2 separate regions of the Mus musculus genome follow, and region 2 is linked to region 1. A link is a loop called in an ENCODE intact Hi-C map of the cell type or tissue named here. Cell type or tissue: left cerebral cortex. All regions are shown on one strand.

Region 1 (8,000 bases):
ACACTTGTCATTCCAGCACTCAGGAACCTGAGACAGGAGGATCCCTCTAAGTTAGAGTCCAGCCTGGTCTACATAAAAAAGCTAGCCAGGGGATTTATGGTGAGGCCCTATCTAGACAAGAACAAAAATATAACTCCCCCAAAAGCCAATTCAACAGTGGTAAAGACACCAGGGCTCTCTAACCCTCTGAAACTAGAACCCATCTTTAAGACCTACTGTCTCAACAGAATTCTTTCGTTTTTTTGTTTGGTTTTTGTTGTTGTTGTTGTTTGTTTGTTTTTTTGTTTTTTCGAAACAGGGTTTCTCTGTGTAGCTCTGGCTGTCCTGGAACTCACTCTGTAGACAAGGCTGGCTTTGAACTCAGAAATCGGCCTGCCTCTGCCTCCCAAGTGCTGGGGTTAAAGGAATTCTTTACCCAACCTGAGCTCAAACTCATGACATCCCTCCTGCCTCAGTCTCCAGCTGCTGGGATAACAGGTGTGAGCCACCAACTTCAGCTTCTACAAGCCTTCTGATCACAGTCAAATTGATCTCTCTCCCCAGGACTGGAATGAGGAAGTATTCCCTTAACACTGGTGTCCTCACCTGGAATCCTTTCGTCTAGGCTAGCAAATGGGGGAAGGCACAAGGCTGACTGGCCACTGGAAAACAGCACAAGCCGACTGCACCCCCAGTGGAAGAAGCCAGGAACCTTAATGCACACTGGGCAAAGCTCTCCAAGAACCCCCATCAGCACAGGTACTGTTCACTGCCCCCAAGGCTACTCCTAAGTGCAAGTACAGACAAGGACCCAGAAAAAGAACTGTTTATTGGCCAAGTTTCAAAAGGGGAGGGCCTAGCAGATAATCCTTCCCTCTATATTTCAGCATTAAAACTCTCAACTTTCTTCCCCTATTTTATGATTTCAATGACAGGTATAGTAAGGCAAAATAAGATGTCTAAAACAGCCCAAAGCATGCTGTGAGACTTGCACAGCAGGTGGGAACCTCTCCAGGGACAGGTGTCTTGACAGATTAGGGTTACTGCTGTCAAAGTTCCCTGGGGACACACCGAAGGAAATTCCCTTTGCAGAACATCAGCTTCCTTCCACTCAGTCTGACAATGAATGCCACAGGATAAAAGGCCATTTAAAAACAATCGAGGGCTGGGCCGCAGCTCAGTAATGGAGCTCTTGCTTGTCTGGCTGTGGCAGGCCCTGGGTGCGAACTCCAGACCGAAGACAAAGGAAAAGAAGGGAGATTTCTTAGAGTGGTACACAGGATTTTGCCACCTGCTACAAGAGCTCTTTAAGCCGCCCAGTGGCCCAGTCCTGAGTCACTTCCCCTCTCTGCACTCTAGAGTGTCAATGCTCACGGGGGAAGGGGGTGGGGTGGACACACAAAAGCAAAAGACCCAGGGTTTGGGAGCTAGTCTCCAGCCACTCCCGCTCCACCTCTCCAGGTCCCCCTCCCCTCAGCGTCCCCGAGACTGCGGACCCATTCTGGAGTCCAAGCAGGCGCCGCTGCTACCTTGGCTAATGGCAGCACTGAATGAAAGGAGCCGAGGCAGGCTCAGGATTTATGAATGTGCAAGGGAGGAGGGATATCATGTGACAATAAAGGAGAACGTCTTATTCACAAAAAAAAAAAAAAAAAAAAAAAAAAAAGTGGTGAGCGAATACAGCCACTGAACAGCAGTCTCAGAGCCGGGCACGGCTAGGACCCCTGGCTAAGTACCCGCTGGGGCCCACGGGCAGCCCCGCCCCCAGCTCCCCGAGAGGGAAACGCCTCGAACACTACTAGAGCGGAGATCCAAACCTAAGTGCGACTTAGGCGGGAAGCAGCTGCCACTTGGCCCAGAGACGGTGACAAGCCCGGGTCTCCCCGAGGGGCGAGCACAAGCACCTCTGACTAAGCACCGAGAGCTTTGTTCCCCTCGGGCCTGCGGGCCGGGCACACGCACGGGCACGCGCTCTCCCTCACATACATGCCAGGAGCGCGCTTCCCCGCACGCTCTCCCGCCCTCGCTGCACACGCTTCGGATCCGCCCCCAGTGCTGCCCCGACACCGCGGGGCGCGTGTGCCGGCCCACACGCGCGTGCACACACTCACGCGCGCCGGGACTCGGCAGGCTGCTCCCGCGCTCTGGCCGCTGCGAGGACCCGGGCGCACTGACCCTGTGCCGAGCCCGACTGGCCCTCCCCCAACTCCTCCGTGTTTTTATGAATGAAAATGTGGTATGCAAATGAGAGCGATTCAAGAAAACGAAATGGCGGAGCCCGGGCCCCAGAGGGCTCCGGAGAGGGCTATGGGAGGGCAGCAGTGCCAGGAGTCACAAAGTCACCATGCACACAGACCCATCGACCCCGGGATGCCCCGCGTGGAGGGCGTCAGAGCTTCCGCTCCCGCAGCCCGAGGACCGCCCCGAGGTCATTTGCGCGCCCTTGGCCCGGGCTGCGACCTGGACTTGCAGACCCCAGGCGGTTTCTGCCGTCTCCCCCAGCCAAGTCAAGAGCCTCGCGCATAGCCCCGACAGCTCAGCCAGCGGCTGCACCCCAGGCCAAGTTCCTCCGACGAGTCCCCTCCTGCGTCCTTGGCGGCGGCCCCCACACCACCCCTCCGGGCACCCGCGTCCCACCCGCGGCTAACTTACTCGTCCGGGTGTGTTTCTTCGGTCATTTTCTTGTTCACCTAGACGCCTGTCCCGCGGCATGCAGCCTGGCTCCCTTCATCTTCCTGTGCGCTCGCCCCCCTTCTTCACATCTCCGACATCTCCTGATTTGGTGGTGGAGGGGGGGAGCTAGAGATGAAGGGGGCGCCGAGGCAGGCGGGGAAATGGAGAGCCCCGAGATCAGGGCGAGGTCTGGGAAGGGGCACACCAGGCAGCGGACGCCGTGGGCCGGCCGGGCACGGCCCCGGGGCTCTGAGGGGGTGCAGAGGCGAGATTTGGGAAGGGGACCCGGAGGGGGAGAGCAGCAGAAAAACAAGCACGCTCCGGGCGGCGGGCGGGCAGTCGGCTGCGCTGGGGCCGGGCCGGGGTCGCCCCCGGGGACCGGGCCAATCAGGGTTCCGGGTAGTGCTCGGCGGCCGGGGGAGATGCGCCTGGGAGGCGGTGCAGGGCGCCCCGTCCGAGCCCCATCTCGCCACTCCACCGATTTACTCCATATTGGATTCTCAGCGCCGCCAACAGGAGGAGGAAGTAGGGCGGAAGCGATGACGTCTTCCCAGCGGCCAGAGGTGGTGGAGTGCAAAAAGCTTCCTACTTGCGACCAAAATAAAAGAGAGAGAGGAGAGAGAGAGGAAAAAAACACACTCACAAAACACTTTGTCCCGCCTACTGAGCGTGCCCCTCTTCTACTCCCCCTCCCGCTAGCTTCCAGTCAGGGAGGAGCCTCGGAACAGCATGGTTGGCACTGCGTTTGTCAGGATCCGAATCCTTGTCTCCGGTGCTCCGGGTTTTAGGAAGCCCAAGAGGGAGGAGGCGGGAGCCGAAGACAAGAGCACATCTGGCTCCCGTTTTGTCCCTCCCTCCTTCCAAACCTTCGGATTAAAAATCAAGGGGGGAGGTGGCGGAGGGCGGAGATGGGGAGGAGTTTAGATGTTGCCAGAGAGTTTGGGTTTGGAGAAACACTGCGGGGTGGGGGTTGGGGGCAGTGCAGGTGGCCTCCGCTGGCCTCCACACGATGGGATTACTGTCATGCAACACCATGCCCACCTAGAGCGGGCATATTTTTAAAAATATGTACGCAGAAAACAAAAGGCAAACAGCCATAAAACTTTGGCATTGCAGGCAGAGATGAAGTTTAAAGGTAACACCAAAGTAAATTATCCAGTCTGTGAATAACGTTTCTTGTCTCCAGCTCTTAGAAGTCTACTCTTAGTTTACTGGGTCACAGATTACTACCTTTGATGGGGTTTGGCCAAAGAGAGACCCAGGAACTCATTACTCCACCCCCGACCCGTCTTCCCTTCCCTTCCCTTCCCTTCCCTTCCCTTCCCTTCCCTTCCCTTCCCTTCCCTTCCCTTCCCTTCCCTTCCCTTCCCTTTCCTTCCCTTCCCTTCCTTTTTCTCTCTTTCTTTCTTTCTCTCTCTCTCTCTCTCTCTCTCTCTCTCTCCCTCTCTCTCTCCCTCCCTCCCTCCCTCCCTCCCTCCCCCCCCCTCTCTCTCTCTTTCTTTCCTTCCTTCTTTCTTTTTGAATGTGCGGGGGCAGAAGGAGGATGCATCCATGCATGTCAGCACCATTTGTGGGCAGAGAGGAGAGGCTGTTGGATCTCCTGGAACTGGTTGCTAGCCTCTGTGTAGGTCCTAGGAATTAAACCACAGTCTTATGGAAGATCTTAACTGCGAGCCATCTCTTCATACCTCTCTTTAAATTATTTTTCCTACCATGGCCTAGGACCTGCCTGAGGTTTTCTGAGAGGACCTATGCACCATCTAGACAACGAGCAGGATTGCACCCAGGGCTCAACTTGTGGATTTGCCTGGAATCTGAATTTGCGATATTAAAATCCATTTCAATTTTTGAAGGGGGCACCATGTTTTCACTTGACATGGATGACACCAATTACAGAGTCACTGGGTATTTCCTGAGGTCTTGCCATGGAATAAGGGACAGGGATTATGTCCTCAAGACTAATAGACATTTCTGTTCTCCTGAATATGCCATTAGAGACATTCCACTTAGATTTTAAATAGCTACGAAACAAACTGGGGGATGAAATATTTGCTTCAAAAATAGAAAATTGCTGGACTGGATAATCCCATTCTACGGAGGCTGGGGTAGGAGGATTGATAGTAGTTCAAGTCCAGCCTGGTCTACAAGTAGAATCCTAGGCTAGACATAGCTAGTAAGCAAAATCCAGTCTCAAACAAAACCACAAACAAAAAACAAACAAAACAAAAACAAAACAGCCGGGCATAGTGGATCATGTCCGTAATTCTAGTATTCTAGAAGCAAAAAGGTGGGTGGATCTCTGTGAGTTTGAGGCCAGTCTGGCCTATATAATGAGTTCCATGCCAACCAGACTACATGATTAAGACCCTGAATCAAAGTAGTGGTCGTGGTGATGATGATGATGATAATCAGCAACAACTAAAACAAAACCCATACACAAAACAAAAGTAGCCCTCTTAGAGGTCTGTGTGTATTGAGAGTTCCACGGGGGCTTGAAAAATAAGAGTTTCACCTTTGAGTCAAGTAGAAACCAGTGGTTTCATGCTTTCCACAACCATGATCTTTGTGGATACACATTGAGGTTCAACACTGGATTCTGAGTGCTCATGACAAGTAGTGGTAAGGACGCCAAACCTCGAGACCTGCATTTTGGTTTTCTCTTAGAAGACCTGAGGTCCTGACAGTGAGGTCTCTGTTAATTCTTCAACTTTTACAGGAATAAACAAAGCAAACCTTATCTTTCTTCATTTTTTGTTTGTTTGATTTGGGGGGTATTTTTATTTGTTTGCTTGTTTCTGTTTTGTTTTTTTTTGTTGTTTGTTTGTTTGTTTGTTTGTAGGCCGTGAAGAAAGTGAGACATACTGGGTGTGGTGGTAGACACCATTAATCTTGGCAGTCTGAAGGTAGAGGCAGGTAGATCTCTTGAGTTCAAAGCTATATTAGTCTACAGAAAGAGTTCTAGGACAGCTAGGGCTAAATATTGAGACCTTGGTTTAAAAAAAAAAAAAAAGACTGGGGGTTGGGTAAGCTGTAGAGTTGCTTAGTGGTTAAGAGCACTGGTTGTTCTTTCAGAGGACCCAGGTATGATTTGCAGCACCCATATGTCTGCTCACAACCTTCTATAACTCTAGTTCCAAAGATCTGACATTGTCTTCTGGACTCCAAGAGCATGAGGTACCCAAGCAATGCATACATAGTTATACATACAGGCAAGATACCCATACACATAAAAGAAAATAAACATAAAACAAACAAAAAGCAGACCCATTCAGAGCTAGGAGATAGGTTAGTATGAGGCTTACTTGTCATCCGAGGGCCTATGCTCCTTCTTTAGCACCCACATTTGATGGCCTGCAATTATAATCCCATTGTTGAAGAGATGGAGACAGGAAAATTCCACAGGGCTTACTAGTCACTTCTGTGGTCTGACAACTTTCAGATTGAAAAGCAAGGTGGATGACTCCCAAAGAACAATAACGGAAGTGTCTAATGAATTACTTGGATCACACCGATCTATTTCTAGAGTTTGTTGTAACGTCTCGGGATTTATTTGTTTTGATTTGTCCCACTGATGTCTTATTTTTTCTTATTCTGTTACCCCCACAAACTATAATAAAATCATGTCCTTTCTCAAAAAAAAAAAAATCGTAGACATTCGAAAATAAGTAAGCAGGGCGTGGTGGCGCAAGCCTTTAATCCCAGTACTTGGGAGGCAGAGGCAGGTGGATTTCTGAGTTTGAGGCCAGCCTGGTCTACAAAGTGAGTTCCAGGACAGCCAGGGCTACACAGAGAAACCCTGTCTCGAAAAACCAAAAAAAAAAAAAAAAAAATATTAGTTTGTCCCAATCTTAGATTTAGATTTCAATTCAGAAGCATTATAACCATCAATCGGGGCACGGTAGACTCGAGAGACTGAGACAAAATAATCACTGTCCGTTGGAGTACACAGTTCCAGGCTAATGTGGGCTAGAGTGAGACCCTGACTAAAAAATAAAACACAAGTCACAAAACAACAACAAACCCAGAGAATTTGGGATTTTTGTTTGTTTGTTTTATTTTGTTTTGTTTTTTGATACAAGACTACGGTGGCACAATCTTTTATCTCAGGAGGCAGAAGGGTCAGAAGTTCAAGGTCATTGAGTTCCAGGCCAATTTGAACTACTTGAGACTTGAGTCTTTTAAAATAAAGTGTTTACTCAGTAAGATCTTAAAACTTCAAAAGTACTATCGATCTGCTCACAACTTCACGGAAACCCAGCACAGTTGCCTGCCTCTTAACTCCACAGGCTGGGCAGGGGAGGCCCCGTAGCTCTTTCCTTTCCCAGGGGCTGTGGGAAAGCCCGGAGCGCCCCTCGGCGGCCGGATCTGCAGGCTCTGCAGCGGGGCAGCTCCTGCTTTTCGAGCCGGCGGCCCTGTGGGGCGCAGTGCGGAACCCGCACTTAGGCGGCCGGACAGCCGGCTGCGCGTGGGATCACAGGCCAGGAGCCGCGGCCTCAGGGCTGTCCTCGCCTCACCCCACTCTGCCCCTTCAGTATTTCTCAATGACCGGCGCTCGAGGACACTTCCGACGCGGGGGAGGGGTGCCACTCGCGCGCCGGTTTATCAGTTCCTTCCGGCCGCGCCCGGGCCGCTGCAGCGCCTGCATCACTATGCTCGGGCGAGCAGCCGCGGGTACCCGCTGTGCCAAGGGAGCCGAGGACTGTGCAGACGTAGTGAGAGGCGCCGCGGCCCTGCAGGGTGAATGGCTCGGGCCCATTGCACAATCTCCGGTATAATTAGCCAAGGGCGGCGGTGCAGGGCTCATCCCCCGGGCAGCATACTCCGGGATCATTTTCCCTTTCGGTTGCATGGCCGGGATTTTATTAAACAGACGAAAGGCCCCCGCCCCGCCTCCCTCCACGCTGGTGCAAGTATTATGAATGAAACGCCAAGCCCGCTGCTACTGCGGTCGCCACTTCAGGTAGGAGGGTGGCTCGACCGTGCTCAGCAGCTCACCAAAGGCTCGGGTATGCATTTGCTCAGCAGAGTCAGAATGCAGGAAGTAATCGACGGAGCGAAGAAGGAAGCATTCTTTGTGTAAAAAATGTAACCGCCAGGGTTTGCCCCAAGTTTCAGTTTACAACTGTACAAGCCTCAGCCAGTTTAAGAATGGGCTATGCAAAGGGTCTTTTCGTCTGTGGCAGCTCACCTTCTAGCTAGCCGCAGCTCGGTGGGAAGAGCTGTTTCTGGCAAGTTACTACCCAATTCTAGCCCTTCCCCCACCCACTCCAGGAAAGATGGAGAAGGCTGACCTTGGGGTGCACTCCTGAACTCTTTAACAGGAAGCAAGTGGATTGCAAATTGGATCC
Region 2 (8,000 bases), 58 kb before region 1:
ACCTATTCAGCCTCCCCTCGTTTTTTTTTAGATTTATTTTTTATTTTATGTATATGAGTACACTGTAGCTATCTTCAGACAAGCCATAAGAGGGTATCAGATCCCATTACAGATGGTTGTGAGCCACCATGTGGTTGCTGGGAATTGAACTCAGGGTCTCTGGAAGAGAAGTCAGTGCTCTTAACCGCTGAGCCATCATCTCTTCAGTCTTCTTTTTTTTTTTTTTTTAAAGGCAGTTTCACTGTATATTCTGGGTTGGCTTGAGACTCCCATATGTACACCAGGCTAACCTTGAACTCACAGAGATTGACCTGAAGTCAACATAATAAAGCCATCATTGTGAGCAACACTAGTACCAAGGAAAGAATAAAAGGTCTCTAACATAAGGCCAGTCAACACCCAGCTCTGTATTCTATGGCAGTGTCGACATCTGCCTCCTTCTCACCCTTCCCCTTTCTAAAGATTAAATTTGGCTATTCAAATCTACCTGTGGGTGTGACTGTGAGGACGTACAGAGGTCGGGGCTGCCGGTAGTTAGCTCTTCCTTTCTACCATTTGGGCTGCAGACACAAACTCAGGCCATGAGTTACTAACTTATTAAGAGCCATCTACTCTGGCCTTCATCCTGGTTCTCTGGGACAGTTGCAATTCCCAAGGCACCACAAATAAACCACCTCGCCTCTGGCAACTTCCTCCAGTGAGCAGGTCTGGAAGGGAGTTCTTTAAGCCTAAGCAAAGACTAGATTAAACATAACAGGATGCTCAGAGGCACATCTCCTTGCCTTTGCATACAATCAACCTTAGCCTTTATTAAAAGGCAATTCCACCTCAAAAGACTTTCAAACATATTTTCACTTCAGTATTCACAATAAGCCAAAAGGTGGCAATAATCTAAATTCATTCATCCAGAGAGGACTGGTTAAACAATACACAATGGGTCATCGCTCAGCCTTAATAAACAGTGGAGTCGACAATGGGATGAGTTTTGAGAAAGCTAAGCAAAAGAACCCAGTCCAAAAAAAAAGGGGGGGGGGACAAGCTGTGTGGAAGTGTTGGCACAAGCCTTTAATCCCAGCACTCGGGAGGCAGAGGCAGGTAGACTCTGAGTTCGAAGCCAGCCTGGTCTACAGTGAGTTCCAGGGCTACACAGGGAAACCCTGTGTCTTAAAAAAGAAGGAGGAGGAGGAGGAGAAGTCATTGCACCATCCATTCTATTTATATTATTATCTAAAAGCCATGGAAACAGAGTAGTATGGTGGCTGTCCTGGGCCGGGGAAGAGAGTCAACCACCGTGCCTGGAGTTTCGGTTTTGCAAGGTGAAATGTTCTAGAGATCTAGAATGCACAGAATCAGTGTCACTTTAGCATACACTAAGCAGTTGCTAAAAAATATTGGGGTGAAAAAAACCACTGATTTGTGTGCATGGGGGAGGGGTGTTATGTCACAGTGCAGATGTGGAGGTCAAAGGGCAACCCCCACGAATCCATCCTCAGGCTTAATGACAAGCGTCTTGATTTGCTGAGCCCTCTCACTGGCCCTGTATCCTGGTTTCTGCCACATGAGAAGGGGGTACCTTGAGAAGTAAGGGAGCCACTTGAACTGGGTTCAGGAAGTCTGGGTTGCATGCAGGAACACTCCCAAAGCCTGAAGGAGTGAGCATCACCACTGACAAAAGGTAACAGTCGGCGCATGCGCAGGACCCTCTCCAGGCGCTGCTTCCAATGCTTAAGGCCCGTTACTCTGCTCTTCTGCGTGCAAGGCAGGTCACACACAGCTCAAACCTCTTAAGTACTGGCTTTACTGACAGAAAATGGCGTTTCTTATAATATCATCTCAAAACATCAGACGAGTTAAATAGAACAGTGTACCCCCAAACTCTGAGACAACATTCTAAAAAGAAAAAAAAGGAAGGCTAACTTATCTTTATGGGTAAATCGCATGCATATCACATGTGTGTCCACAAATTCCCTGGCACTGGAGTTACTGAAGGTTGTGAGTCTCCATGTGGGTGCTGGGAACCAAACCTGGGTCATCAGCAAAAGCAGGTGGTGCTCTTAAATACTGAGCCTCTGAACACTGAACAGTCTATATACAATGCAACACACACACACACACACACACACACACACACACACACACACCGGGATATTTTTATGATTAGACCCTTTTTATTTCTTCTGATCTCAGTTTTGAAGATTACTAAAAACAATTACAAGAGTTTTCTAACACTTCCATTTCTTCTCCATGGGAGTTAGCCATGTTTTTAATATTACTCAAGGCAGGAAAAAAAGGGACTGGCTTGATTTCCCCCCCCCTTTGGAACAAGTTCCTGCCAGATTCTGCACACTGCAGCTCTCCGGCGATGTGATGAGAACACATGCCCACCCACAGACACTAACTTTGCTCCTCACCCTCCCTGAGCAGCCTGTGACACATGCTGCTGTGCTCAGCGGATGGAATTCAAGAGCCCCAGTCAAGCAGCAGGGCCCAGGGGGCCAGAGCAATGGCAGGCAGGCAACCGAGGAAGCAAGTGTTTATAAATGAGGAGAGGAAGAGGGGAAGAAAGGGAGGGAGAGAAAAGGGGAGGAGGGAGAGGAGGACAAGAGCAGGGGGGTGGTAGGAAGCACAGAGAGGGGCAGAGAGAGTGTTTCCATTCTTTACAATTGCATGATTTACCTCTTGATTGGAATCTAAATACAGCATCTCACTGAGATTTCTCCCATAATGACCTCAGAAGACAGCAAGAACAGCCGAATCCCAGCACCACTCCCAGAAGGCATAGCGAGGAAGGGTCCACTTACAATCCAAGTCAAAAGCTTTCAAAAGAGAACTGAGGTGCCAGCCTCCTTCTGAAGTATTGGCTTTCTCTATGGTTCTCATGAGCCACAAGGAAATGGTACTTACAACTCAACTCATGTGCATGGCTCCCCTGGCTGCCCCACTTTCAACGCCAAGGCACTCTAGGTGTTAACGCACTGAACTGCCAGCAAGCTAATGCCCAGCAAAAGGAACAGTCCACAGTAGCTAGATAAGAGAGGGCACGTATCCGTTTATACTTCAGAGGGAGGCTTGTGGCTTAAGAAATTTACTCTATGCTTGTCTCTGGCTTCTCTGAGCTAAACAGAAAACCTACAATTTCCAAATAATGACAAAAATTCGTGTGTGCTCCAGACATTGGACAAGTGTGACACAGGCAATGCACGGGTAAAGCCTCTGGTGGGAGCCAGCCATGTTCTCAGCACACACTCTCATACATGTGAACAGCAGGAGCAGGCTGCAGACTCCAGAAACAGGACTCTCAAAAGCACGTGAGTATTTTTAAATGTTGGCAGCTGGTCTATAGTGATTTTAAATTAGCTTGTTTTTATGAAATAGTTACTGAATTCATATAGCTGTAATAGATCCTAAAAAGAGGAGTCTTCCAAACAGCTAAAAACTGGGAAGCTGTCTGTTCCACTAAGATACCATGGACACTATGGTCTCTTAGGATGAATGAACTCCATGACTGACACCTCCCAAGACACAGAGCGGAAAAGCACGTCTTTTGTCTACGGTTACGTCACTTGGCTGGGTTCAGAAAGCGTGGTTATCAAAACCACCATCAGCTGGATTTTGGAGTAGAGCATTCTTTCAGCAACCAAAGTTAAAAGAGGGCTGGGCCTGGGTCCAAGTGCATACACATGTGAGTGCCTAGCCCATGCCTCGCACATCAAAGGCCTCAAGTTCAATCAATATCCACTGACTACTTCTAAGCTGAAGAATAAGACCTTTAGTAGCAGTGGTAGAAGAGAAAGAACTCTAAAGACTATCTATGGTCACCCTGGGCTGACGGTTCACGGTGTTCATCATCAACGGTCACCCTGGGAGCAGCAGCCACAGCTCATGTACAAAGCTCCGAGATCTGGAAGAACTGGTCCTCACCTGGGCTAGTCCTAAGGAGACAAAGATCGGGAAAACAGGATATTTTCATAGAAAATACCAACCAATCAAGAGATTTAGCCTTGGTGGCCTGGAACTTGCTAGGTAGACCAGGCTGACCATGAATTCACAGAGATCTGCCTAACTCTGTCTTTTCTGGTTTTGTTTTGTTTGTTTGTTTGTTTGTTTGTTTTGGTTTTTCGAGACAGGGTTTCTCTGTATAGCCCTGGCTGTCCTGGAACTCACTTTGTAGACCAGGCTGGCCTCGAACTCAGAAATCCGCCTGCCTCTGCCTCCTGAGTGCCGGGATTAAAGGCGTGTACCACCACGCCCGGCTCTTTTTTTTTTTTTTTTAAGATTTATTTATTATGATTACACTGTAGCTGTCTTCAGACACACCAGAAGAGTGCATTGGATCCCACTGCAGATGGTTGTCAGCCACTATGTGGTTGCTGGGAATTGAACTCAGAGCCTCTGGAAGAGCAGCCAGTGCTCTTAACCACTGGGCCATCTCTCCAGCCCTGTTTTTATGTTTTCTAAGAGACAAGATCTTATACTGTAGTCCAGGCTGGCCTAGAATTTACAATAATCCTACTTCGGCTTCCTGAGTGCTGAAATTACAGGCATGAGCCATTATGCTTGATGAAGTTTTGACAAAGTGAACCACAAACTGAGTGTTTTTAACCAAAACTCTGGGGGAGCTCATATACATACATATATCCAAAACTATGTATTCTAGTCAAGTCAACATGCTCAAAGCTTTCCTGACCTTGAAACACAATCTTAATGAGAAGGAAAAAGGCTCTCATTTTGGATCTGAAATATTTTTAATATCAGCAAGTGCTGTTATTGAATGTGTACTATATATACATATATGCACATATGCACACAAAAATAAACGCTACAGATGTGGGCAGGGAATTCTTAGCCAGACCCCAACATACTCCAAACACTATTCTTCCTCATTATCATCCTTGACCAAAATTAGCAAGTTACGGCATAACAGGTGGCTTTCATTTATAGAATGTAAAATTAATGAAATTTAAAGGTGGTTTGTCTTGAAAAACAAGCTGGCCATTCTTTTTTTTTTTTTTTTTTAAAGAAAGAAAAGAAAAAAAAAGCACACTATAATCTACAAACAGAACATACTGAGCAAACTCCTTCCAAGTTTTCTAAATGTGCTGAAACCAATAAATGAAATAAATCTGTTTACCAGGAGTTTAAAATTCATACACCTGAAGAAAACCAAGGCTTTACTATAGGCTCTATGATAAATAAACAGGAACGAAGCCCGCCTTGCTCGCTAGCTTGGTAATTCCAGATCTGTAGATGTTCTCTCTAAGGGACCGCAGGATTTACACCACAGAGGGGACTGTGTAGTCAGTGTTTCATCTCAGGCAAATGTATGGGCAGCCAGCGGTAGTACAGGTCCTGACCCCAGGCGGAGAGCCCGTCCAGCAAGGCAGACATAGCACAGATATAAACTTAACTAGAGCATCTGTCCCGGACAAGAAGGATTTAAAAAGTGTCCTTTAAAAATATGAGGAGACGCTGAACAGTCTGTCAACACACATAGGAATGTTTAATATACTCAAATAAACAAGGCATGTGCCTCCACTAGCCAGGCATTGTTTAAATTTAGTGAGTGAAGAAAAGAGAGAAGGTTAGACAGGCAGCCACAGCCTCCCAATTATGTGGAATGATCCTTCAGGTCATGTGGAAGCTATAATTAAATGTTGCTATCAAGTCCCCACTCCCTTTTCTTCTACCTTGGAAAAGTTGATGCTCTGATTCAAGCAAATTGTGATCGGCAAAAAATAAACATATCAGCTGAGGAGGGGAATAAAGCTTTCTTGGATTAAGCCACACAAAGGGGGGGGGGGCTGGGTAGACGGTACGGATACTGAAAGATATTCATATTAGACTGTTGACACCAGATAACACCCTTAGCTACCCCCCTAGAAGGTCTGTTGTCCTTCTGTTTCCAAGCAGCATCCTTAAAACTTATTAATATAAAATAATGGGTTAAAGCCATTTTGATGTGAATCTCTAGGGAGATTCAGAGAGGGCGATGAGTGAAGAAAACCTATTCGATAGAAGATCAGTGGTTACCTGTCTTTGCATGTGGGTGAACACACAAACACACACACATACACACATACACACACACACACACACACCCCACACAGGTCCTGAGGATAATGTTTCTCCCAAAAGAATGTTACACGCAAACACTGGACAGGTTCAGCAGAGAGGAGAACAAGGAGAAACTACAACCCAAGCAAAGAGCCGGCACGTACCTGCCCGGAGATGCCATTTCCTCTACATTGTGGAGTCCAAGGGCTGCCCGTTAGCATCATCGCTACGATAAAGCTTCCGATAAAAATGGATCCTCTCAGGCTGACCTGCGAACCAGCTGGCTGCTGAGCAGTAGTTTCCCCCATATATGATTCAGTCTCCTTGACAAATATACTGCATTGTACCGGATGAGTCATCGGCGGGTTAGAGTCCGCAGTTTACAGGCCCGTTGTCATTACCCACCCACTTCCTGCTCCTCAGAAGTAGAAGCTGGGAGGCTGGCAGCTGACAGAGGCTGGGATTTTTCAATTAAAAAATTGTTTAAAAAATTCCTGTAAGTTACAATGATCAGTCATTGACAGACGTCCGAAATGCACAGGAAGCCGAGCTCACACACAACGAGCTGCGAGCTCACACACACAGCGTGCTGCGATTCCAGTCTGTAGACCCACAAGTGTGAGCCGATTGTTGCCCTGCCAAGCCACGGAACTTTGTTCAGATCTGTCTCTCTAAAGCGTCTGGTTGGGGCTTTGTTGATTCCTGTGTTGCTTTCATGTCCAATCCGGCCTGACCTCAAAATCACCATTCTCCTGCCTCAGCTTCCCTAATGCTGGTATTACAAGTGGATGTGACCATGTTCAGCTTGATTCTTGGGTTGTAGGATTACCAATTACAGGAATTATAAAAACCTATACATAAAAATGATTTTGGAGGTGGGCATAGTAACACACTCCTGTGGCCCTCTAGCCCTCAGGAAGCTGCTGACACAGGACAAGAGCGAGAGGCCTGGGTTACACAGTGAGACCTTTTCTCCAAAATAAATCAGTAATGACCACACAGGGAGCTGGGAATGCGCTCTGTTGGGAGAGTGCTTACAAAGCATGCCTAAGCCCCCAGTTCAGTTCTCCACACTGCAAAAACCCAGGTGTGGTGGCCCATTCCTCAGCACTAGGAAGGTAGGTAGAGTATAGGAGTTCAAGGTCAACCACAGCCCCAGAGAGCGCCAGGTCAGACCTGTCTCAAAAGTTACAATTACTAAAGTATGTCAGGGGTGATATGAAATGATATGAGATTTGTTATAAATATTTTATGCTCCCCCCCCCCCCACACACAATAAGTAGTATAAAGGCAGGAGGTAAAGAAACAGCAAAACTTGGATAAACTGCTGCATCTGAGACTTTATTTTTGTCTTCTGGGTATCTTGAAAAGTTTGTAATCTTTACACGCATGTTTTCTTCACCTCCTAGGATGCCGTGTGAACCAGAACAAGGTCCGTTTTTACTTGGGCATGGAGCTGCCGTGCATGGAAACGGGGGTGGGGAGAGATACCTGCAGCCTGATACCTTGTGGGTGTGGGAGCTGAGGCTGAGGCTCAGTAAGTCTTCCAGCTGGGAGGAACCACATGCCCTTAGGCCACTGTGAAGGCTCCATCAATCCCTGGAATGAGCGGTTGGTATTCCTCTCTGGATGATGAGAGCTTCCTTGTGCTCTGAAGCCATGTTCATGAGCTCAGCTGTAACACTATGAGGGAGAGGCGTCCATTCCCAGATTCCTTACATGGCTTTGGCAATGTTCCCTGAGAATGTATGTAAGTCACATCCCGAGTTCCTTATACCAACAAAGCCCTATGTAAGGTGGCAGTGTTGGCTCAACTTACTTCATGCTCTAGTCATCTGGAAAAGAAGGCTTTTGATCTCATAGCTGAGAAAAAAAAGTCTAGTGGTTTTGTTTGCATGCTAAACAAAACTAGACGGAAACCAACCTTCGTTTCAAATCCTCTCCAT

What was found. Hi-C counts contacts between places; a loop is a spot of excess contacts. Peaks named below come from ENCODE experiments on the same cell type or tissue, not always from the same donor. Only the 100,000 strongest peaks of a DNase experiment are listed, where the experiment ranks them.
Region 2: it touches region 1 in a loop (3-fold over the local background); 16 of 42 quality-filtered maps call a loop at or near these places.

What each region holds. Positions count from the first base shown.
Region 1 is chr11:19,919,588-19,927,587 of GRCm38, reverse strand. Spred2 (sprouty-related EVH1 domain containing 2) reads right to left here and starts at 3,146. Exons shown (of 6, transcript NM_033523.4): 1 at 2,632-3,146. The coding sequence starts at 2,657. In left cerebral cortex, CTCF peaks have their summits at 2,036, 2,260, 3,159 and 7,003; DNase peaks (open chromatin) are centred at 3,318, 4,281, 7,064, 7,607 and 5 more places; H3K4me3 peaks cover 4,619 bases; H3K27ac peaks cover 4,153 bases.
Region 2 is chr11:19,977,921-19,985,920 of GRCm38, reverse strand. All of the region lies in intron 1 of Spred2 (sprouty-related EVH1 domain containing 2), which reads right to left. Among named protein-coding and RNA genes, the nearest start is that of Gm39603, 55 kb to the left of the region's middle. In left cerebral cortex, no CTCF peak of the experiment used is centred here; DNase peaks (open chromatin) are centred at 3,552, 5,517, 6,390, 7,808 and 3 more places; H3K4me3 peaks cover 2,042 bases; H3K27ac peaks cover 2,872 bases.